Linked DNA regions of Homo sapiens: regions 1 and 3 are each linked to region 2. Evidence: chromatin loops called from intact Hi-C (ENCODE). Cell type or tissue: K562. All regions are shown on one strand. Each heading gives the region's core, and the rest is flanking DNA. Links, peaks and the distances in the headings are about the cores only.

Region 1 (7,536 bases), core at 902-5,901, 450 kb after region 2:
CCGTTACTCCTGACAACCGCCCGCTCGCCGAGACCTGGCTTCCCACCCCCGACCGGCACGGGCCTCACCCGGATCTTGCGGCTGATCTCGGTGCCGATCTCCATGGCTCTGCGGCGTGCGGGAACTCAGCACTGCGCGGCGCTTGGCTTACCCGGAGGCTGCCGCGGACTCCTACCCCGCAGCCGGGACACCACCGCCTCCTCCTCCGTTCCGCCCCCGGCCGCGCACACGGCGTATCCCCGCCCCGGCCGGCACTGCGCGCCGGAGTGAACGCGCATGCGCCCGTGTCCGCGCCTGCGCACGCCTTCTACCCGCGAAACCTGTGCTCAGGCAAGGAGGGCGGCGGCGTGCGCGTGCGGGTGGTCTTGCAGCTCCGCCTCCCGGGCACCTCGGGGACCTTTCGTTAGTCTCTCTGCTGGCCCTCCGCTTATTCATTTTATTCTCTCTTGGATGGTAAGAATGAATTAAATGTGTAGCAGAAAGATCTTGGGCTGTGATATGAGACGCGAGTTCAAATCCAGCCCTCACTTACTGTCAGTATGGTATCGGTCCAGGTATTTCAACTTTTCTTACCTGTAAAATGGAGTCTGCCCATTAGAGGTTGCACTGCAATTACCCTTGAAGGGAAAATGGACTATCCAGAGCAACAGAGCCAATCCGTCAACTCTTTGACTCTGCAGTACACTGGCCCTCCTGGGTTTGGTTCTGCCTTCCTTCTTCCAGGGCCACCCGTGGCCTCTCCCCGAGACGAATCCCATCCTCCTGCTTCTCTGAACACCCTCCGTGGGACAACACTTTTGTTCTTAGGACTTAAGTTGTCAACTCTGTGCTGATAATGACCGAATTTTCCATCAGCCTTGAATTCTCACACAAACCCCACTCCCAAATTCTAAGTAACTACTCTTATTTTCTCCCAACTCAGCGCTTAGACAGAAGTCGCCTTCATCTCCCCTTCCTCCACTCAATAGGTTACTACTGTTGATTCCCCTATTTGTATCAATAGCCGAATTCTCCCTATCCCTGATCACAAAACCTGGGAAACAGAGGAAGCACAGAGAGGTCTCCTTTCTCCCTCATATCCACTAATTCCTGAGAGTGGTCTCTGTTATCCATTGCTGCATAACAGATGACCACAAATTTAGCAGCTTAAAACACAAACGTTTATCATCTCATGGTTTCCGTGGGTCAACCTCACTGGGTCCTCTGCTCAGGGTCTCACAAGGCTACAATCGTGTCAGGCAGGCTGTATTCTCATCTGGAGGCTTGACTGAGGAGGAATCTATGTTCAGGCTCATTCAGGTTGTTAGCAAGAATTCATTTCTGGCTGAGTGCGGTGGCTCATGCCTGTAATCCCAGCAGTTTGGGAGGCTTAGGCTGGCGGATCACTTGAGACCAGGAGTTCGTGACCAGCCTGGGCAACATGGCAAAAACATGTCTCTTCAAAAGTACAAAAAATTAGCTGGGCGTGGTGGCATGCACTTCTAGTCTCAGCTAGTTGGGAAGCCGAGAGGGGAGGATTGCTTGAGCCTGGGAGGCAGAGGTTGCAGTGAGCCAAGATCATGCCACTACAGCCTTGATGAGAGAGTGAGACCCTGTCTCAGGAAAAAAAAAAATAATTCATTTCCTTGTGGCTTTATGAGTAAGGACCCAGATTTTTTTCTGGCTATCATCTGGAAGCCACTCTCAAGTCCTAGAGGCTGCCCACAGTTCTTTGCCAAAGGGTTCACTAACATGTCTGTTCACTTACGCCAGTAAAAGCCAGGCACAGTGGCTCATGCCTGTAATTTCAGCTCAGTGAAGTAGAGGTGGGAGGATCACTTGAGACCAGAAGTTTGAGACCAGCCAAGGGCTTTCATTTAATTAAGTTAGGCCCACCCAGGACCTGACCCCAAAATCAGCTGATTCACGACCTCAATTACATCTGCCAAACCTCTTATTTTTGCCATGTTTATTACCTAAGCAATCCACACTAGGGGTCAGGAGTGGGTTGTGGGGACAGCAGAAGCAGGAGTTGTGGGGCTACCTAGGGTCTGTCACGTGGTCCTTTAATAATCTCATATAATCCTTTCTTGTGAATTCCTATGGCATCTATATGGAAGCTATTAGTATAATAATATATTCTGTGCAATGTTATTTCGTGTGTGTGTGTGTGTCTTCCCTAACAAAATTATAAACTCTCTGTAGGGCTTTATATTTCTCCAACCTTTCAGGATGCTGGACACATAGTAAGCACTCATTAAATATTAATAGGGTAAAAGAAATTAAAGACCTAATTTACAAAAGCATTCCTCAAGGATAAATCCAGTGATCATACACTCATTCAGCATTGATGACAGGCAGCAGAGCAGAATGACACAGAACAAGGGCACTGCAGCCAGACCGTCTGGGTCTGAATCCTGGCTCTGCCACTCCCTCTGAGACCTTCGGCAAATTGCTTCTCATCTCTGTGCCTCAGTTTCCTTATCTGTGATATAGGTATACTAGTTTCACCTGCAAAGGGTTACTATAAGGATGAAATAAGTTAATATTTGTGAAGTATATTGAACTGTGCCTGGCTTATAGCAGTACTATGCTTGCTGATTAAAAATTAAGTACCTGCACTGGGATACAGTGGTAGGAGCCAGAGCACAAAGAGGAGCAAGACCAACTCCCTGCTTTCATGACACTCACAATACAAAAGACAGATGAATTACTTTTATTCCTTTACCAGCCATTTCAGAACTAAGAACAAAAACATGTTTTACCATTACTGGGTACCCAATTCTCAGTCAATATTAACATAATATTGAGAATAACATTTAATAAAAAGTAATGTTTTCATTAAAACATATTCAGAGTAGGGAAACTTATTAAAATATATTCAAGAAAGCGTTAACTTTTAGGACCATGAGCTAACTTTTAGGACAACTGTGGAAAAGAGACTGAAAGGCTGCTTGAGACCTCCCACATTTAGATCTAAGATGTTATGATGTCTCGATCACAGGAGGGGCAAACCCACTAAACCAATGGTTCATTTGGTGTTCCAGTGCAGTTCCAGGCACTTCCCTGTAAACTGCAGCTTCACAAACTACATCACATCTCGAAGAAGATGTTCATGATAATGCCCTAAGAGAAGCCATTAGAGGGAGTAGGAGTGCTAGGCTTGAAAAAGACTATACTGGACAGTATTTTTTTTTTTTTCCCAGCTTGGAAATGTTCTCTGATTTAGGGGAAACAACATGTTTTCCTCTAGGGGACAGTGTGAAGACCAGATTTCAACAAACCCAAAGTGCCAGCTAAGAGGGCTCTGGGCTGTCTTCCAAAAAGAGAAGATGACTGAAAAGAGCATTGGCTTTGAAGTCAGAAGGGCTGAGTACCAACCCCATCTCCATGGAGCCATGAGTCTTCTAACATTGCCCCCCAACCACGTCTGCAATCTCTTCTCAGGTTGTATTTCAGCTGGATGTTGCACATCCTTTGCACGTGTGTGCGTGTGTGAGTGTGTAGAAGCACTAGGGGATGGGGGAAGGTGGGGTGGGAGTGGGGGTGTCTTCCTGCTTGAAAAGCTTTTCTTTCTTTTTTTTTTTTTTTTTTTGAGATGGAGTCTCACTCTGTCGCCAGGCTGGAGTGCAGTGGCGTGATTTCAGCTCACTGCAACCTCCATCTCCTGGGTTCAAAGGATTCTTCTGCCTCAGCCTCCCGAGTGGCTGGGACTACAGGCGCGTGCCACCACACCCAGCTAATTTTTGTATTTTTAGTAAAGACAGGGTTTCACCACGTTGGCCAGGATGGCCTTGCTCTCTTGACCTCATGATCCGCCTACCTCGACCTCCCAAAGTGCTGGGTGTGAGCCACCGTGCCAGGCCCAAAGCTTTGCTTTTCTTTGAGTACTCAGTCAACCTTTTTTTGTCAGCCTTTTGAGTCTGCTTTTCCAGACTCAAGCAGAAGCTGATCACAGTGATTAACGAGACATTACCAGTCCATTCAGACTATAAAGTATAACCATGTATAAATTTCCTCACCTACTACAATTACATATTCATCTGTTGTTCACATGGTGAGTCTTTGAGGACAGGGGTATGCATCTATTTACCTTTCTCCTTGCAGCACCTGGCTTCTAAATATATGTGGGCTGAATGGACAAGTGTTTTCCAATAGTGATTATCACATGGCATAGACATACTTGGATCAAAAGCCCTAAGTGTTGGGAATTACAGTCACAGCAGTCACTTGCTACTGAGGCAGACATGCTTCTCCATTTCAACAAACACACTGCCAAGATAATCATTTCTCTGATGTCCAGGGGAATCTATCCATAAAATGGTTGCTCTTTTGCAACTGAAAAGGTGTTGCATGTGACACAGTATTGAGTGTGGTAGGCAGAACTTAAGGTGCAGATTCAGAGACCGAAGACTTCACATTTCTATTTTTTTTTTTTTTTTTTTTTGAGACGGAGTCTGGCGCTTGTCCCCCAGGCTGGAGTGCAATGGCGCGATCTCGGCACACTGCAACCTCCATCTCCCGGGTTCAAGCGATTCTCCTGCCTCAGCCTCCCAAGTAGCTGGGACTACAGGCGCCCTCCACCACACCCGGCTAAATTTTGTATTTTTAGTAGAGACAGGGTTTCATCACGTTGGCCAGGCTGGTCTCGAACTCCTGACCTCGTGATCCGCCCGCCTCGGCCTCCCAAAGTGCTGGGATTACAGGCGTGAGCCACCGCGCCTGGCCACACATTTCTAGTTCTAGCCCTCACTGTCCCCTTCCTCAGGGATCATCTTTTTTTTTTTTTTTTGAGACAGCGTCTCACTCTATCACCCACGCTGGAGTGCAGTGGTGCGATCTCGGCTCACTGCAATCTCCGCCTACTGGGTTCAAGCGATTCTCCTGCCTCAGCCTCCTGAGTAGCTGGGACTACAGGCGTGTGCCACCTGCCCGGCTAATTTTTTTTTTGAGACGGAGTCTCGCTCTGTCGCCCAGGCTGGAGTGCAGTTATGCGATCTCGGCTCACTGCAAGCTCCGCCTCCCGGGTTCACGCCATTCTCTTGCCTCAGCCTCCCAAGTAGCTGGGACTACAGGTGCCCACCACCATGCCTGGCTAATTTTTTATATTTTTAGTAGAGATGGGGTTTCACCGTGTTAGCCAGCATGGTCTCAATCTCCTGACCTTGTGATCTGCCCACCTTGACCTCTCAAAGTGCTGGAATTACAGGCGTGAGTCACCGTGCCGGGCGTAATTTTTGTATTTTTTTAGTAGAGACGGGGTTTCACCATATTGGCCAGGCTGGTTCCGAACTCCTGACCTCGTGATCCACCCGCCTCGGCCTCCCAAAGTGCTGGGATTACAGGCGTGAGCCACCGCGCCCAGACAGGAATCATTATCTTTGCGTGGCAGGGCATTCATTCAATTTGGATTTTTGCAGATGATGATAATTTATACGGTGGGTATTCACCATGCTATCAAAACAGATTAACTTTTGAACTTCTAAGAAAACACTAGTCAGTGCACCCACCAAACCACAATTTCCTTTCCTTTTTTTTTTTTTTTTTTGAGACAGAGTCTTGCTCTGTCACACAGTCTGGAGTGCAGTGGCGTGATCTTGGCTCGCCACAACCTGTGCCTCCTGGGCTCAAGCGATTCTCATGCCTCAACCTCCCCAGTAGCTGGGACTACAGGCATGCTCTACCACGCCCAGCTAATTTTTGTATTTTTAGTAGAGACGGGGTTTCTTCATGTTGGCTAGGCTGATCTCGAAATCCTGACCTCAGCTGATCTGCCCTCCTAGGCTTCCCAAAGTGCTGGAATTACAGGCATAAGCTACTGCACCCAGCCTTCTTTCATCTTTTTGTCTTTCATCATTTTATGTGCTGGGCTTTCTTTTTACATTTTATTTATTTTAGTAAGAAATAACTTCCAGTGTAAAAGTATGTGTAAGTATGCCACCTTCTGGATAACAAGAGGGGGTAAAGATACTTATATGTAGTTTCTTGTAACTCTGCAGAACATCTTTGTAAGGATACAGAGGAATGAGGGAACACTGGTTACCTCCCAGGAGAAGAGCTGGGTGTCTAGCAGGCAGGGTGAGAAGGGGACTTTTTACTTACACCCTTTTGTATCTTTGGGGGTGGCACCATATAAATTATCTCACTTCCTTAGATATGCAACACAAGCTAATAATTTTATGTCTAATATTTTGAAGGTGTTATTCAAGTGCCTTCCCATGAATGTTCCTGCCAAATTAACATAGCTGAGGGAAAATAGGGCTTAGGTACTTGGTCAGTAAATGACATCTGTGGACTGTGAGGGAGGAAGTTCAACTCAGTTGTCTAACATCTCTTGGGTTTTATGGTCATTTTCTATTTTTAAAATTCTTTTATTTTCTTCCTGATTCAATTAACAAGTTTTTATTTAGTGCCTACTCTTTGCCCAGTACTGTCCTAGGAATCCTAGGAGATATAAAAGAAGCCGTCATGAAACAACTTTTACAGTTCTTGCCAAGTGTGGAGATCACTGTGGAATGGTGTGGCTAGAAAGTCATCCTGGAAGCAGAGTCTTACTTGCAGAGAAGCAGAAGGCTTAGACAAGTGGAAAGAGGGCAGGAGGGGCTGCTGGCCAGGGGCAAAGCTTGACAGGGGCAGAAAGCGATATAGGTGGTCAGAGAGGCCCGTTTGGAAAGTCCCTATAGGTCAGGCAGAAGAACTTAACCTTGGGAGTCCATTAAGAGTGATAAGAGAAGGAAGCCTGGTATTAGCAAGGAAATAAGAGAGAACTGAGAAACCAGATGCCAGGAGACCACCCTTGTTGCAATAATCCGGATGTAAAATGATGAGGGTTTGGATTTAGAATGTTCCAGGGGGAACAGAAAGGAAACAAAGAATTCATGAGACATTTCAAAGGAGGAAATACCAGGTCTTGATGACAGGCTGGAGATGATAATGGGAGAAGTCACACATGATTCCAGTTTTTCTACCTTGGGAAGCCAGCAAAGTGACTTCTTTTTAGATCTCTTTTCTTTGCTCACACACAAATTGACCCCCTCATAGAGTTCAGTTGAAATATCAATTACAAACAGAATTGATCTATTTTTTTTCCCTTAGAAACACAGGTAATCTTATTTGCCTTTAGCTAAACGACCCAAGATGCACCTTGCTGGGCTTTGCTCTTGGATAGCACTCATACCTCTATGACAATGCTCCCCACTTTGGCCTTGTACTGCGTGTGTGGTGTGCAGGTGCGTTTATCACCCACTAAACCAAAAGTCCGTGTTGTGCAGGGACCACGTCTCATGCAGAGTTAAGTATTCAAAAGTTTTTGTTAATTGTTTAAGAAAATGAGATTTACATGAAACAATACTTTAAAAAGCTTTCCAGAAACAACAGCATTAAAACAAAATCACTGAAATTAAAATTTACATAAATTAAAAGGTTCTGTGTTCCACATGCCAAGAAAAGATCTTACACTATTGTAATAGTGGTAGGGTCACACAGTTTTATTCCTCAGCTTAAGTGCTGCAATACAGTAATAATGCAGTACAAGAATACTGTATAATAAACCTTAAA
Region 2 (7,536 bases), core at 777-5,776:
CCAAGTAGCTGGGACTACAGGCGCCCGCCACTACGCCCAGCTGTTTTTTTTTGTATTTTTAGTAGAGACGGGGGTTTCACCATGTTAGCCAGGATGGTCTCGATCTTCTGACCTCGTGATCTACCTGCCTTGGCCTCCCAGAGTGCTGGGATTACAGGTGTGAGCCACTGCGCCCAGCCGGAAAGACCTCAGTCTTGGTGATGAGGGTTGAGGAGTTGGGGAGATAAGACCAGAAATTATGGGTGCCTTGGAAAGGCTAATAAAAGTCGCTTCTTGAAAACGAGCTCTTTCAAACCAATGTTTGCTCTCTTTTTTCATTAACTGCTTTTAAAAGTAATAAATACCCACTGTAAAAACTTAAAACCACTTGTATTCCATACCTCCATCTTCCTAGTCACCCTCCACAGAGGGAACAACTTGTCCTCTGTCTCCAGGAATATTGTAGGTCTATACAAATACACACACACACACACACACACACACACACACACACACACTCCTCTTGTTTACACACATGAGAATTACTCTGCATACTGTCTATGACCTTATTTTATTCCCTTATCTTAAAGGCTTCCACATTAACTTACACAGATCTATCTCATTCTCTTCTATAATTGCACAGCATTTTATGATATGGATGTTCCTTAATTTGTCCAACCAGCCCTCATAGCTGGGGCCATGCAGTTTGTTTAGAAAATTGGGCTGTTATAACAACCCTAGAAAAAAAATCCTTACACATCCATTTTCAAAAACATCTCCATGATGAATTCTTAGAAGCTGAATCGATGAATTCCTAGAAGAAACTGCTGAATGCAAGAGAAAATATATTTTACTCTTGATAGAGACTGCCAAGTTGTCCGGCATCAATTTGAACTCCTACCACCAGACTGAGAGTGACTGCTTCCCCTAATCAATAAGTGGGAAATAACTCTTCAACCCCTAACAGGAAGCATCATTCGCTGAATAGTGACCTCCAAAGATACCAGATCCTAAACTCTGGAACCTCTCAATGTTACATTACATAAACTAAGGGTTTTTGCAGATGTGAATAAATTGGGAATTTTGAGATGGGGAAATTATTTGAGTAGGCCCAATGTAATCACTAGTGTCCACATAAGAGGCAGACAGAGGGAGATGTGACTACTGACAGAAGAGGAAAAAGCCATGTGATGAGGGCAAAAGGAAGGAATCGGAGAGAGAAGATGTCACATTGCTGGCTTTGAAGGTGGTAAAAGGGGCCATGAGCCAAGGAATGCTGCTCAAGAAGTTGGAAAGATATAGAAAAAGATTCTCCCCTAGGACCTCCAGAGGGAGCACAGCTCTGCAAAACTCACACCTTGATCTTAGCCCAGTAGGAATGTTTTGGATTTCTGGCCTCTAGAGCTTTAAAAGGATACATTTCTGTTGTTTTAAGCCACCAAGTTTGTGATAATTTGTTATGGCAGCAATAGGTACAAACACAAAAGGATAGGTGGGAGGAAGACTGTTGTCTGCAGTCCCCACCCAAACTGCCTCAATCATCTAAAGCAATTCCCTTGAGGCCCCGGCCCTGTGTCCAACACCCAGCAAGATAAAAGCCTTTCTGCTTTTTGGACCCATACTCTTGGGAAAGTGGCTTAAGCTACCATGGATTGCAAGCAGTGTATTAAACTATTCCTGCAACACACACAGATCTCCTTGAGAAGATAACAACAAATAACACTTTCTTCATCCCGCTGTGTTTCTGGCAGTCTAGTACCTCTTATAGATTTTTGCCTTTGGGGCCCTCATGTGTATATAAATATGGATTTTTTTTAGCACTAGATTTGTGACTTCCTGCAGCAAAGCAATACAGACCCACTTCCCCCCAAGGAGGATGTGGACGAGAGGTACTAACTGTCTGTAAATTAGGGATAGTTCCTCTATTTAGTCTTTGGGAGCTGAATAATCTTGTTCAACTGGAGTTCTCTAGGTCTCTGGGGCAAGGAAGGTAATCACCGTTCGTGAGGATTTATGTGGACTGGCTGGGAAGAGGTGTGAGTTGGGAGGAATCAAATCTGAAATTTGATACGTGCATTCAAAGGTTTAAATGGGGTCGTGAGGGCTCCCAGAGGAAAGGAAAGGAAGTAAATTGCTGGGCAAATAAACTCCATCTCAAATAAAGCCCTTGGGGCAGATGAACTGTGGAAGGTGGCTGTATTTTGCAAACAGATGGGGGCTGCTTGATTACAGTACACCTTGGCTGTATTTATACATCAGGAATAAAAACACATAGGCATGCACAGAAACACACCTCGCTCCCAGTCTCCTGGTTTTGGTATTTCAATCCCTGCTCTGGGCCAAGCAGGTGAGCGTTCAGGGGAGTTAGCTCCCTAAACCACCTGTTAAAATAATCCTGGGCTCCTCCACATCCCCCTCTCTGGCAAGCAGATCGGGCCATGCAGCACGATGACAGTCTAATTATCCCAACCATCAGAAACGTCTTCTGTGTCTTTAATCTACCTTGACAATGCGGTGGTTTGTCATTTCTAGGTCTCTTAATTGGCTACATGATTGACACAATGTGGGGGGCTTTTTATTTTAAGAATTGAGGAAAGCCTATGCTTCAAAATTAGCTCAGTTACATGATGCCAGAGACCTAGTTTGCACCCCACATGGGCCAGAATCTGATTTTTGCAATCACTCTGATCCTAGGTAGCTAGCAAGAATGACGGAGCCAGAAAACCCAAGCCACTTTCTATGTATATTATTTACCTTTCCCCAAATATTTCCAGAACCCTGGGTTGACCTGACATTCCCTTTTGAAAATGTTGAGATAAAGACCTGTTGAGTTGCTTGGACAGATGTGCCTTGATACCCTGTTTTGTCTGGACTTTGTATTATTCATCAGAACTGTTGCAGCTGCAAGTGACAGAAATCTAATTAATTTCTTTTTCAGTTCATATAACTTAAAAGTCCAAGAGTTGAACTGCTTGCAGTCCTACCTGGATTTGAGTACTTTAACGGTGTGGACAGGGCTCTGTCATTTTCATTCCAACTCTCAGTCCTGCCTTCCTTCCAGGAAGTTCTTCTTTCCATGAGGTGGGAAAAAAAGTTCTGGCAGCGTCAGGCTCCATGACCCTAATAATCCACCATCCTGGAGAAAGAACATAACCTCCTTCTCAGGGTTCCTATTAGCCTAGCATCCATGGAAGGCTCTGATTGGTCCTGCTTTGGTCCTGCGGTCTTCTCAATCATTGGAGGTCGGAGAATGGAGTTTTGTGATTGGCCAGGTCCCATTCATGTGACCAGGAGGCTGAAGAAGGCGCTGTGATTGGCAGTCCCACCAGCACCACGTGAAATAGGGGAAGTGCATTTCCCCAAGGACAGAGGGCGCCAGCCGACCAAGGAAACAGACATCCTCCACACACAAGAAAATTGAAAATATTTCAGATCAATTCCCCACCTCCCCCTGAACTTTACAGAAAAGTTGTAGGAACCTGATCAGCTACTAAAAGATGGGTTTTGAAGCCCTTGAGAAAAAAAAGTGATAATAGAAAAAAAAAATCGAACTTTCAGATAGCCAGCCCATACGGGCGGGTTTCTGAAGGCAATCTAGACTTCTGAGACCTGCAGAGTCAGCCGGAAACCTGTGGTATAATGAATGTGTCCTAGGGCATCCCATGTGGCAGGGATGGTGACGGGCTTGAAAAAAGGAGTATTTTGCCAAATTTGGAAAAAAAAAAATCCTCCTTCTCTCCACATTTGCGTAAATAAGTGTGTTTTGCTCTCATTTGCTTTTCTGAGGATTCCCTGAGTTGATTCGAGGATGGTTTGTTGTGATTTAATCTATGTGGCTGCAACAGTTAATGTGTAAGCTCATTACTATATTTGTTCTCTCTTCTCCCACTGGGCAAATTTAGTTTGCCTTAATCTAACCACTTAGTGTAGTATGTGTACAGGTTAATCTTTACCACACATTCCTTTCATCCTGGTATTCTACGGCTTTTTACCTGCAGGATAAAGTATCACCTCCTCAACGTCTCAGTCTCTGCAATCTGTTCCCACTCTGTCCTTCCCGTGTTATCTCCCATAGCAGCTTTTTATTTCAGGCAGTCTTGTCTTCACAGAATGATTTCTTCACCTCTGAACCTCAGGTCATTCGATCTACAGAAATGCCGGCATATTGGAGGAGGAAGGGAAACGGCTTTGGGTATCGGCTCTACTGTGTACTAGTAACCTTGGGTAATTAGGATTAGGCTGTCAGCTAAGATTAGGATCTGTTCCATAAAAGAGGAGAACCAACAAGATAGGAGGTTGTTTCTCATTCACACAAAAGAAGTCTAGAGGTGAGCAATCCAAGGCTGATAGATAGGGTGTGTTTCCATGGGATTATCAGGGACCCAAGCTCTTAATTTTCCTTCTGTCTTTCTCGGCATGTGATCTTCACCCTCAAGGTCAACTCACGACCCCAAATAACTGCTAGTCGTCATATTTGAGTTCTAGGCCAGCTGCAGGAGAAAATAAAAGAGGACTAAAGAATAAGTATCATTCAGTTGATTCCCTTTAAGCAGCCTTCTTGGATGTCCCACAAAAAATATCTGCTTGCATTTTATTGGCCGGAAGTTGTAATGTGGCTATACTTAGCTAGGGAGGCTGGGAAATGTAGTTCTTTAGCGGAGTGTCTTGAATCAAATGAGTTTTGGGTTGTTCGGGAAGAAGAGAATTAATATTATATAGAAAAAAACCATTTTTAAAAAGTTTTATTGAGGTGTAATTCACATACCATACAATTCACTCATCTCATTTGAAGTGTACAATTCAGTGACCTTTAGTATATTCACATGTTTGTGCATCTGTTACCCAATAAACTTTATAACATTTTTCATTATCCTAAAAAGAAACCTGTGGACTCCTTAGGCATTCCCACCCCCTTGTCCTTCCCTTTCATCTCTCCATTCCCTACAGCCGTAGGCAACCACTAACCTACTTTGTGTCTCTATAGATTTGCCTGCTCTGGACGTTTCACATAACTAGGATTGTGCAATATATGGTCCTTCGTGACTGGCTCTTTTCACTTTGCATGATCTCTTCAAAGTTCATGCCTGGTGTAGCATGTGTCATAAGTACTTCGCTCCTTCATATTGTCAAATAATATACCATTGTATGGATATGCCATAGTTGTTTATTCATTTATAAGTTGATGGACATTTGGGTTGTTTCTCCTTCTGGGGTATTGTGAATAATGCTGCGATGAGCATTTGTGCACAACTTTTTGTGTGGAAATGTTTTTATTTCTCTTGGTTATATAACTAGGAGTAGAATGGCTGGATCATATGGTAACTCTATGTTTAACCTTTTGAAGAACTGACAGACTTTTCCAAAAGGGCTATACCATTTTACATTCCCTCTAGCAGTGTATGAGTGTTCTAATTTCTCCGTGTCCTTGCCAACATGTATTATAATCTGTCCTTTTCATTATAGTGGACGTGAAGTAGAATCTCATTGTAGTTTTTTTTTTTTCATTTCCCTGATGACTAATGATGTGGAGACTTTTTGACCATTTGTATATCTTCTTTGGACAAATGTCTTGCCCATTTTAAATTGGGTTGTTAATGTTTTTATTATTAAGTTGTAAGAGTTTTTTCAAATATATATTCTGAGTACAGTTTCCTTACCAGAAATATGATTTGCAGTTATTTTCTCCCATTTTCTGGGTTGTGTTTTCACTTTCTTCATGGTTGTCCCTTTAGGCACAAATATTTTTTATTTTGATGATATCCAATTGGTCTATTTATTTTTGTTACTTGTGATTTTAATATCATATCTAAGAAACCATTGTCTAACCCAAGATCGTAGATATTTATACCTTTGTTTTCAGGTAGAAGATTTGTAGCCCTTATGTTTGAGTCTATTATCTATTTTGAGTTAATTTTTATATGAGGCATGAGGTATAGGGTCAACTTCATTCTTTTGCATGTGGATATCCAGTTGTCCTGGCACTGTTTTTTGAATGGCCTAATCTTTCCCCTAGTGAATTGTCATGGCACCCTTGTCAGACAACTAGCCATGTCTGTCATAGTACCTTTCTCAGCTATCCTGTCTACCATATGATAGTACCACTCTGGCCTGGGCTGATTGGATCATGAAAGGGTATTGTTTCATACACTTATTGGCCATTTGTATATCTTTTGAAGAAATGTCTGTTCAAATCTTTTGCTCATTTTAAAATTAGGATTGATTGCTTTTTTTGTTGTTGAGTTATAGGAGTTTTTTGTATATTCTACATATTAATCTCTTATTGTATATGTGATTTGCAAATATTTTCTCCCATCCTATGGTTGCCTTTACACTCTTGATTGTGTCCTTTGATGCACAGAAGTTTTAAATTTTGATGTAATCCAATTTATTATTTTCTTTTGTTTCCTGTGCTTTTGGTGTCATATCCAATAAATCATTGCCAAAGAGCTGTGTTGTCTTTTGAATGACTTTTCAATTACCAAATTTTGTTCTAGTCCTTTGGGGCCTGACCCCTCTGCTTGAGAATCTTGACTTCCTTATTTCCATGTTTATCCTTTTAATAAGTCATCATCTCCTAAGGTGACCTGGGCCTGTCTCTACTCTTTTCAGCATAAAAGATGCAGCCAAGACATTCTTCATCTACCAAATACAGATGCTATTGCTGTGTTACAGGGGAGCATTTTCTAAACCCTTCATTGAAGCTCCTAAATACACTCTAAGAACACATGCAATCAAATGAGCATGAGAAGTGCTCTCTAAGAAGTCTTCCTCTTCTAGGTCAAAAATGCACATTGGTATATTAAAGGCTCTGAGCAATCCTGTGATAAATAAACAAGTTCAATTTTATTCAGTGGTTAAAAAAAAGTCCATTTATTCAAGGAAGACCTTTTCTCCTCAGCATACCCATATCATGACCAGAAAGGTTTTTCCTAAACACTGCTAGGAAGCTAAGTCTTATGAAAAGTGAGGGCTGAATAAGCTAATGCTCATGCAACCAGAGTATTGAATAAACATTACACCTGATCTCAGGCTGGGCACGGTGGCTCATGCCTGTAATCCCAGCACTTTAGGAGGTTGAGGGGGGTGGATCACCTGAGGTCAGGAGTTCAAGACCAGCCTGACCAACATGGTGAAACCCCATCTCTACTAAAAGTACAAAATTTAGCTGGATGTGGTGGCAGACGCCTGTAATCTCAGCTATTCAGGAGGCTGAACTGTAAGAATCACTTGAACCCAGGAGGTGGAGGTTGCAGTGAGCCAAGATTTGCACCACTGCACTCCAACCTGGGTGACAGAGCAAGACTCTGTCTCAAAAACAAACAAACAAACAAACAAACAAACAAAAACCACAACATTACACCTGATCTAACAAAACATACTTTTATTTTTTGTCTCCCACCTCCCTTTAATCTTTGTTCAGTAGAGGTTGTCTTCCCCTACCTAGTCTAGCAGATCCCTTGACTTTTCTGCTCACTTTTGAATAACAAAGTGCTGCAATGGCAGAAAATCTCAAACAAAGCCCAGTCAGTAATTAGAATGCCCTGTCCAAGCTATTCA
Region 3 (7,536 bases), core at 902-5,901, 220 kb after region 2:
TAATATATATAATATATAACATATAACATATATAATATATATAACATATAACATATAATATGTATAACATATATAACATATAATATATATTATATATAACATAATATATATAATATATATAACATAATATATATATAATATATATAACATATAAGAGATATAATATATATAATATATATAACATATAATATATATAATATATATAATATATAAACATAATATATATATAAAATATATATAATATATATAACATATAATATATATATAAAATATATAACATATAATATATATATAATATATATAACATATAATATATATATAAAATATATAACATATAATATATATATAATATATATAACATATAATATATATATAATATATATAACATATAATATATATATAATATATATAACATATAATATATATATAATATATATAATATATATAACATATAATATATATATAATATATATAATATATATAACATATAATATATATATAATATATATATACTTTTTTTTTTTTTGAGACAGAGTTTCACTCTTTGTTTCCCAGGCTGGAGTGCGGTGGTGCGATCTCAGCTCACTGCAACCTCCACTTCCCGGATTCAAGCGATTCTCCTGTCTCAGCCTCCCGAGTAGCTGGGATTACAGGCGCCCGCCACCATGCCTGGCAAATTTTTGTGTTTTTACTAGACATGGAGTTTCACCATGTTGGCCAGGCTGGTCTCAAACTCCTGACCACCCACCTTGGCCTCCCAAAGTGCCGGGATTAGAGGTGAGAGCCACCATGCTAGCTAGAAGTAATTGCATGAATTTTTTTTTTTTTTTTCTGAGATGGTGGCCTGCACCACCACACCCGGCTACTTTTTTTTGTATTTTTAGTAGAGATGGGGTTTTGCCATATTGGCCAGGCTGGGGAATTTTGGTTTTTATGTTTTCTACATTTTGCCTTAGATTTCTTTATAAACCTAAGGGTACCTAATCAGTAGCCAGCACATGATTTATTTGCCTGAATTTTAGAAATATTTCAAATATCTCAAATTCCATACTAGGAACTCAAGTTTCAGGAACTAGATTACCAAAGGGGGTGATATGGTTTGGCTGTATCCCACCCAAATATCACCTTGAATTGTAATAATCCCCACATGTCAAGGGTGGTGCCAGGTGGGGATAATTGAATCGTGGGGGTGGTTTCCCCCATACTGTTCTAGTGGTAGTGAATAAGTCTCATGAGATCTGATGGTTTTATAAATGGAGCTCCCCTGCGCAAATTCTTCTTGTCTGCTGCCATGTGCGACTTTGCTCCTCTTTGCCTTCCACCATGATTGTGAGGCCTCCTTAGCAATGCGGAACTGTGAGTCAATTAAACCTCTTTTCTTTATAAATTACCCAGTCTCAGGTATGTCTTTATTAGCAGCATGAGAACGGACGAATACAGGGGGTATTGCAGCCTTCGTCTGGAATGCTTAACAAATGTCCATTTGTTGATGTGTATAATTTTTTGTTTCTTTCTCCCACATCCTTATTTGCATTACTTTCACAGGATACAGATGATGGAATATCACCTAGCAATAGAAGCTTCATTAAGCTTTCTGATGTGACATTGGTAATACTGGATTATATAAAGTTGTGAGGGTAAGAACTGATCAGGTTTGTTTTTTTCTTCCTCTAGTATTCATGAATGGTTCATTTTCTAGCCACCTTTGTGCCTCGGCTGTCTCTTTTGGTCTTGAGTCGCCAGTTGAGGATGGTTTAATTAAGAATGTTTTTGCTTCGCACTCTACACTTGGGTCATTAAAATCGTAATGGAAAATATGATAATGGGAAAATAAATTACTTAAATCTCTTATTAATCTGAGTACTTAAGTGTGTATCATGGGATCCATAAGATATTGTGCTGAAAAATCCGAAACATAGAAAAAACTATATTCTTCCATCTCGTCTCATAAAATTTACATGTAACCAGTAATTAATATATCACAAATGTATAGCAACAAATATTTAATGTTTTCTAAGTTCACTGCTTGAATTTAAATAATCAACAATTTTTCTTTTTCTCACCAGGGGATTTCAAGGAACTCACTAGTGAATTAGAACATATTCTTATTAAAAAACAGAAAACGCCCTCCTGGTGACAAAGAGAAACTGTGTGTGCTTTTGCCCAGGGTACCCTACATGGGCCTTAGAGCCACTTCTCAGGCCTGATTTCTTTGTTTATTTGCAGCAGCTGCCAGAAAGCTATTCCTCTTTTTCAGATTCTGCCCAGAATGGAAACTCTTTCAGAGTTTACTTTTCATGACATCTATGTAAATTCCTTTCAGATGGCCTTTATTTCCTGCATGTAAACTGCTTGCAGATTAGAAGTCATAATCAAAGACGAAACGGTAATCCTGTCTCAAGTTAGTAACTGGCATCTTTGAGGAAGTAGACATTGGATAACATCTATTCCAATATATCTGTACCACACAGGAGTCAACCCCTTTTGGAGTCATATTTCTTGAAACGATGGTAGTTTATTTTAGCTTTTGTCAGATTTCTGTCTTGGTATTTCCTATGGAAATCAAACAGTAATTTTTAGACAATAAGGGTTCATATTGGTATATCCTGAATTAGTATTTTTTTGTTGTAAATCTTGTGGCCATCCTGAACTTAACACTTTTTAAATTGTGGATTTCCAATTATTTTTAGAGGTATTGATAAATCTTGTTCATATTCCTGTGAGAAGAGGACACAACTGAGTAGGAGGGGAAATGACATAGTCAGGAATTGATTGTTCCCAATACTTTTATTACAGGAGTTTTCTACAGGATCACAATTGAATTTATTTAATTAAGAGTAACTGTTGGTGATGTCCCAGTCATTTTTAAAAAAATCGAAGTACAATTTTTTTTTTTTTTGCTATTCGGAAATCAGATCTCACATGTCAGTTTACCATCTAAAGTCTACCTTCAGCTTTGCGGTCACTTAAGAAAACATACACTTAGGACCAGGAGCAGTGGATTGGGCCTGTAATCCCAGCGCTTTGGGAGGCCTGAGGCAGAAGAACTGCTGAAGGTCAGGAGGTGGAGACCAGCCTGGGCAACACAGCAAGACCCCCGCCTCTACAAAATAAACTTAAAAACAAAGCAAAACATTTGCCGGGCATAGTGGTACGCAACTGTACTCCTTACTACTCCGGAGACTGAGGCGGGAGGATCGCTGGAGCCCAGGAGTTGGAGGCTACAGTGAGCTGAGACTGCGCCACTCCACTCCAGCCTGGGCGACAGAGCGAGGCTCTGTTTCTAAAAATAATAATTTAAAAGCACATTTAGGAAGCTCGGCATCATTCCAATGTCTGGGTCCGAAAGCACTATAAGGCAGCAAGACACACAAGGTATCAAGCGTAAAAAAGAGAATTTAGCATCCCGGTGTGGATTTTCCCAGGCAAAAACGTGGCCTACGCTGGGTGCAGGGACCGTGCGGAACCGGCAGGTGCTTCCCGGTTGAGGACGCAAAGCAGCGGGAGCCCGGGGTCGCCGAGGGTCCGCCTGGGCTTAAGCAGCTCAACGAGGGAGGGCTCACCGGCCCGCGCACTTGCAGAGACGCGGTCCCAGCGACTCCGCAACTAGACCGTGGCCCCGCGAACTCCAGCCTCTTCTCGGCTCCGGGAGGGGCGGAGTGAGCGCGGGAGGGGGCGGGGCCACGCAAGGCCGCGCGCCCGCCGCTCGGCTCGGCTCGGCTCGGCTCGCTCGGTTTCGGGGTGCGCGGCGCGGGTCCGCCAGGCTGTGGCTACAAAGCCGCGGCGGGGCGCGAGCGCCGCAGGTGACCGGGGCTGGGAGCTGCGTGCGCGGGCGGCGGCTGAGGAGCTGGAGGCGGGCCCTCGCTCTCGGCCCAGGCGCTACGGGCTGAGGAGACTAGGCGAGCCGAGGCGGGCGAAGGGCTCTGGGCATCCACTTGACAGCCGGCGGCGCTCGCGGCCCTCAGCATGTTCCGCGAGGCGAGGGTTTTCCTCCCGCCTGTGGGCTGAGGCGGCGGCGGCCCCCGAAACGAGATGCACCTGACGGGCGCGGCTTAGAGGACGCGGCTGGCGGGAAGTCCCGGCAGCCAGCGGGAGGGCTTTCGTTGCCGGGCCGCCGCCGCCTCCCGTCGCCGCCGCGGGCCCGAGCGGGAGCGGCGGGTGGGCGCCCCGACATGGCGGCCCGGAGCGCCCCGAGCTGCCACCTGCGGCTCGAGTGGGTGTACGGCTACCGGGGCCACCAGTGCCGCAACAACCTCTACTACACTGCGGCCAAGGAGATCGTATACTTCGTGGCGGGGGTCGGCGTGGTGTACAGCCCGCGGGAGCACAGGCAGAAGTTCTACCGGGGCCACAGCGACGACATCATCAGGTACCGGGGAGCGGGGGCCGCCGCCGTCACCCTGCAAGCCGCTCCCGGAGTTTGCACCCGCGGGTTCCTCTGGACGCCGTGACCGCTCCTGCACGGAGCATCACCCCGAGGGGAATCCGCAGCTGTCTCTCTGGTCCCGAGTCCACCAGTTAACACCCTACAAATGCCTTTCCCCTCTTCCTCGTCTAGGGACTCTCTCTCGGGTCCGTGCAGGAAGATCAGGTCCGCGGATCCACCGGGCACCCGGTTTGACGGCTTTGTCCCCTTTCCCACTCCATCACAATTACGAAAACTGCGAAAAGGTTATTTTGGTGGCACTTTATTCCGTTAGATCCTGTGAGAAATTTCTTATTAAACGCATTCTTAAAGCACCCGGGGTGGGGGGAAACCCTTTACCTAATAAAGGACTGATGGAAGCACAGCAAGCGGTGGGCTGCTCCCGGGGAGCGCGCCCAGGGTGGCGTCCTGAAGGGCTCTCACCTCCTGGCCGTAATTATTAGTTCAGGTTTCACCGCCTGCTATAATCAGCAGAAACCCCAGGCAACCTCCAGGCAATTCACTGGATGTTAAAATGTGCACACCTGAAGGCAATTTAAGGTAGGTCTTATCTGAAGAGGCTGCTGAAAACTTCACTGATTTCCAGTTCTCTTCATCTTCATTAAAATACTCCTAAATAAGCTACTTTTGTATTTTCTTAAAATTAAATCGCTATTGGGGGGCTATTTTTAGTCTTCCTTGGACAATAACTCAAAGTTGGTCCCAGAGCTTGTTGACATTTCTTTAGTGAGCGGTATATTTGAAATGTAATTTTCAATCAGTGTCTTAGTACAACTTTTATGGTAAAGTCAAGAGCTTCAGAAATCATTCTAGGCCACTGATTATTGCCTCAAGCACAGCATTTTTTGTCCTTTACAGAGGAAAATATATTAAAAGCAATTGAGAATGTGTTTGTGTGGTGCTCTTGGGGTTTTATCAAAGATTCTACGATTTGGGTTTGGTTACAAAATGTTATTCCCTCATGTATGTTGCACAGGATTTAAATTGGGCATTTCAAATACGGTACCTTGGTTTGAAGTCTTGTAGGCAAGAAGCCCTGGTATGTAAATTCCACAAATAAAGTTGTTCTTCTGTTTTGCGTCTCTGTACATCTATAATATGTAAGAGGGAAAGGATGCCTAGGACAAACAGAGGTAGGGCAAGATGGAGTAAAGATAAGAAAAGACAAAATTGAGATTGCAGAGTAAGGAATGAGGTGGTGCTCTGTATTCAGTTGGTTTTTTTTGTTTGTTTTTGTTTTTTGGACACCAGAGTGCTTTTTCAGATTGTATTTAATGTATTACTTTGAAAAGGTAACTGATAAGTCATTTCATTTTTCTCAAGCTGGGACTCTGTATCGTGGTGATTAGGGTTACAGACCTATTATAATAGCCCAAATTGCTGATGGAAAAACAAAACTAAAGTAAACCCGTAGTAATTATTTATCTTCTTAGTTATCCCAAGAGTAGAGTTTACCCCAGTGTCTTGTCTTTTTCCCTAATCCTTTCAAGTCTCCCTTCTTTTCCATATGCTAGGTCTCCCAAAGTACCAGGCATAGTAGCTTTACCTAGCTGGAGCAGCCTTAACTGAAGCCCTGCTCCAGATAATTTAGTCTGTTAGGTTGAATTCAGCTGGTGGAGTAAATGTGAAGGATTTTGAGGTCTTCTCGTGGTACACTTGTATTGTTTTTACTCCTTGGGGGTTATGAGAGCAGTATAGCACTAAGGTCTTCTGAAACTAGATATGATTTATTTGGTGAGGTAAATTACATCTTGTTCTTCTAGCAGTAATTAGAAGCTGTGTTATATGTCACACCGCTTAAATTTCATAATTGTGTTTCAGTAAACTGTAAGGAAGGTAATGCTTTGACTTTCTTTTGGTATAGTTGCACAACTTATACAAAACAACAAACATACTCGAATTTCTCATCGTTGAATATACATGCTTATGATTTTATCCAAATGACACATCTTTAATGTATAACAATGAAAATAAGTTTCCTGAAAAGTTTCAATGAGGGAGTAAAATCTGAATCATACAGCATCTTGAAATTGGTGGCACAAATTTAATATGATACTGAGAATATAATTTAGGAATCAGTGAAAGGGCTCTGGACATTTTATTTCAAATAGTAATGACAGATCATTCATGTTTGTGAAATATATTGAGCTAATATTAAAACCTCAATATTTTTTCAGTTCAGTGTTTGACTTGTGAGTATAGAAACAACTCTAGTAATTTTTAAATTATGCCACAGCAGAAGATGTAATATTCACAAATGTGATGCATAGTGAAAACCAATGTTGCTGTAACCTTAGCTTTAGTAATAAAAAGTCAGTGCTGTTTTCATCATCTGTTTTGTTTCCACCTTTGCCTGAAACTTATGTAAAACTTATTGGTCAAATATTACTTAGTCTGAGGATAGAACTGTTCCAGAATGAGCAGATCATTGTCCTCAGGTTTTGAAAATGTGAGTGCAATGTTGGTGGTAAAGGCTGAATCATGACTAGTCTATCATTTGCTTACTGGTTCTTTGACCATTTTATTATCACCTGGGATTGCCAGTGGTGGTGCCACATGACATTTCATCATTTTCTCAGTAAAGGCTGAATCATGACTAGTCTATCATTTGCTTACTGGTTCTTTGACCATTTTATTATCACCTGGGATTGCCAGTGGTGGTGCCACATGACATTTCATCATTTTCTCAGTAAAGGCTGAATCATGACTAGTCTATCATTTGCTTACTGGTTCTTTGACCATTTTATTATCACCTGGGATTGCCAGTGGTGGTGCCACATGACATTTCATCATTTTCTCAGTGTTGCTTGTAGTTCTCCATCTTCTTTTTGCCATCTACTTGTGTATACTTCTCTAGTCATTTATCTTTTAGTTATATTTATCTTAGTAACTGGTTTATATGGCAATTAGTTTCAATGTCAGAAATAATATAGGGCTTTTGGGGTCACTTTTTTGTTCTTTTTCTCAAGTTATATTGATAAAATTCTCCAGTTATTCTATCAATATAAAATCTATAAATCTATAAAATCTGTATCTATAAAAATCTCTAGTCTAGATTTAAGACTAAGTTATAAAATAAGCTACTACCAGTTTTAGCATAAGATGCACAT

The links. A loop is a pair of places that touch in the nucleus more often than their neighbours do. Peaks named below come from ENCODE experiments on the same cell type or tissue, not always from the same donor. Only the 100,000 strongest peaks of a DNase experiment are listed, where the experiment ranks them.
Region 1: a loop joins it to region 2, with 8 times the contacts of the local background. A loop is called at or near these places in 4 of 110 quality-filtered maps.
Region 3: a loop joins it to region 2, with 5 times the contacts of the local background. A loop is called at or near these places in 6 of 110 quality-filtered maps.

Annotation. Positions count from the first base shown.
Region 1 is chr14:88,555,702-88,563,237 of GRCh38, reverse strand. ZC3H14 (zinc finger CCCH-type containing 14) reads right to left here and starts at 201. Exons shown (of 17, transcript NM_024824.5): 1 at 69-201. The coding sequence starts at 104. It overlaps LOC124903405 (proline-rich protein 2-like), which reads left to right and starts at 6,448. Exons shown (of 2, transcript XM_047432047.1): 1 at 6,448-6,475. The coding sequence starts at 6,448. RefSeq lists a silencer at 1-412. In K562, for the core only: a CTCF peak has its summit at 3,131; no DNase peak of the experiment used is centred there; H3K4me3 peaks cover 168 bases.
Region 2 is chr14:89,008,987-89,016,522 of GRCh38, reverse strand. LOC124903356 (a long non-coding RNA gene) reads right to left here and starts at 3,128. Exons shown (of 2, transcript XR_007064297.1): 1 at 2,964-3,128. In K562, for the core only: CTCF peaks have their summits at 1,322 (motif pointing right) and 3,346; a DNase peak (open chromatin) is centred at 3,282.
Region 3 is chr14:88,789,140-88,796,675 of GRCh38, reverse strand. It overlaps EML5 (EMAP like 5), which reads left to right and starts at 3,723. Exons shown (of 44, transcript NM_183387.3): 1 at 3,723-4,369. The coding sequence starts at 4,173. RefSeq lists silencers at 3,583-3,942, 4,133-4,212. In K562, for the core only: a CTCF peak has its summit at 3,802; a DNase peak (open chromatin) is centred at 3,805; H3K4me3 peaks cover 1,915 bases; H3K27me3 peaks cover 355 bases.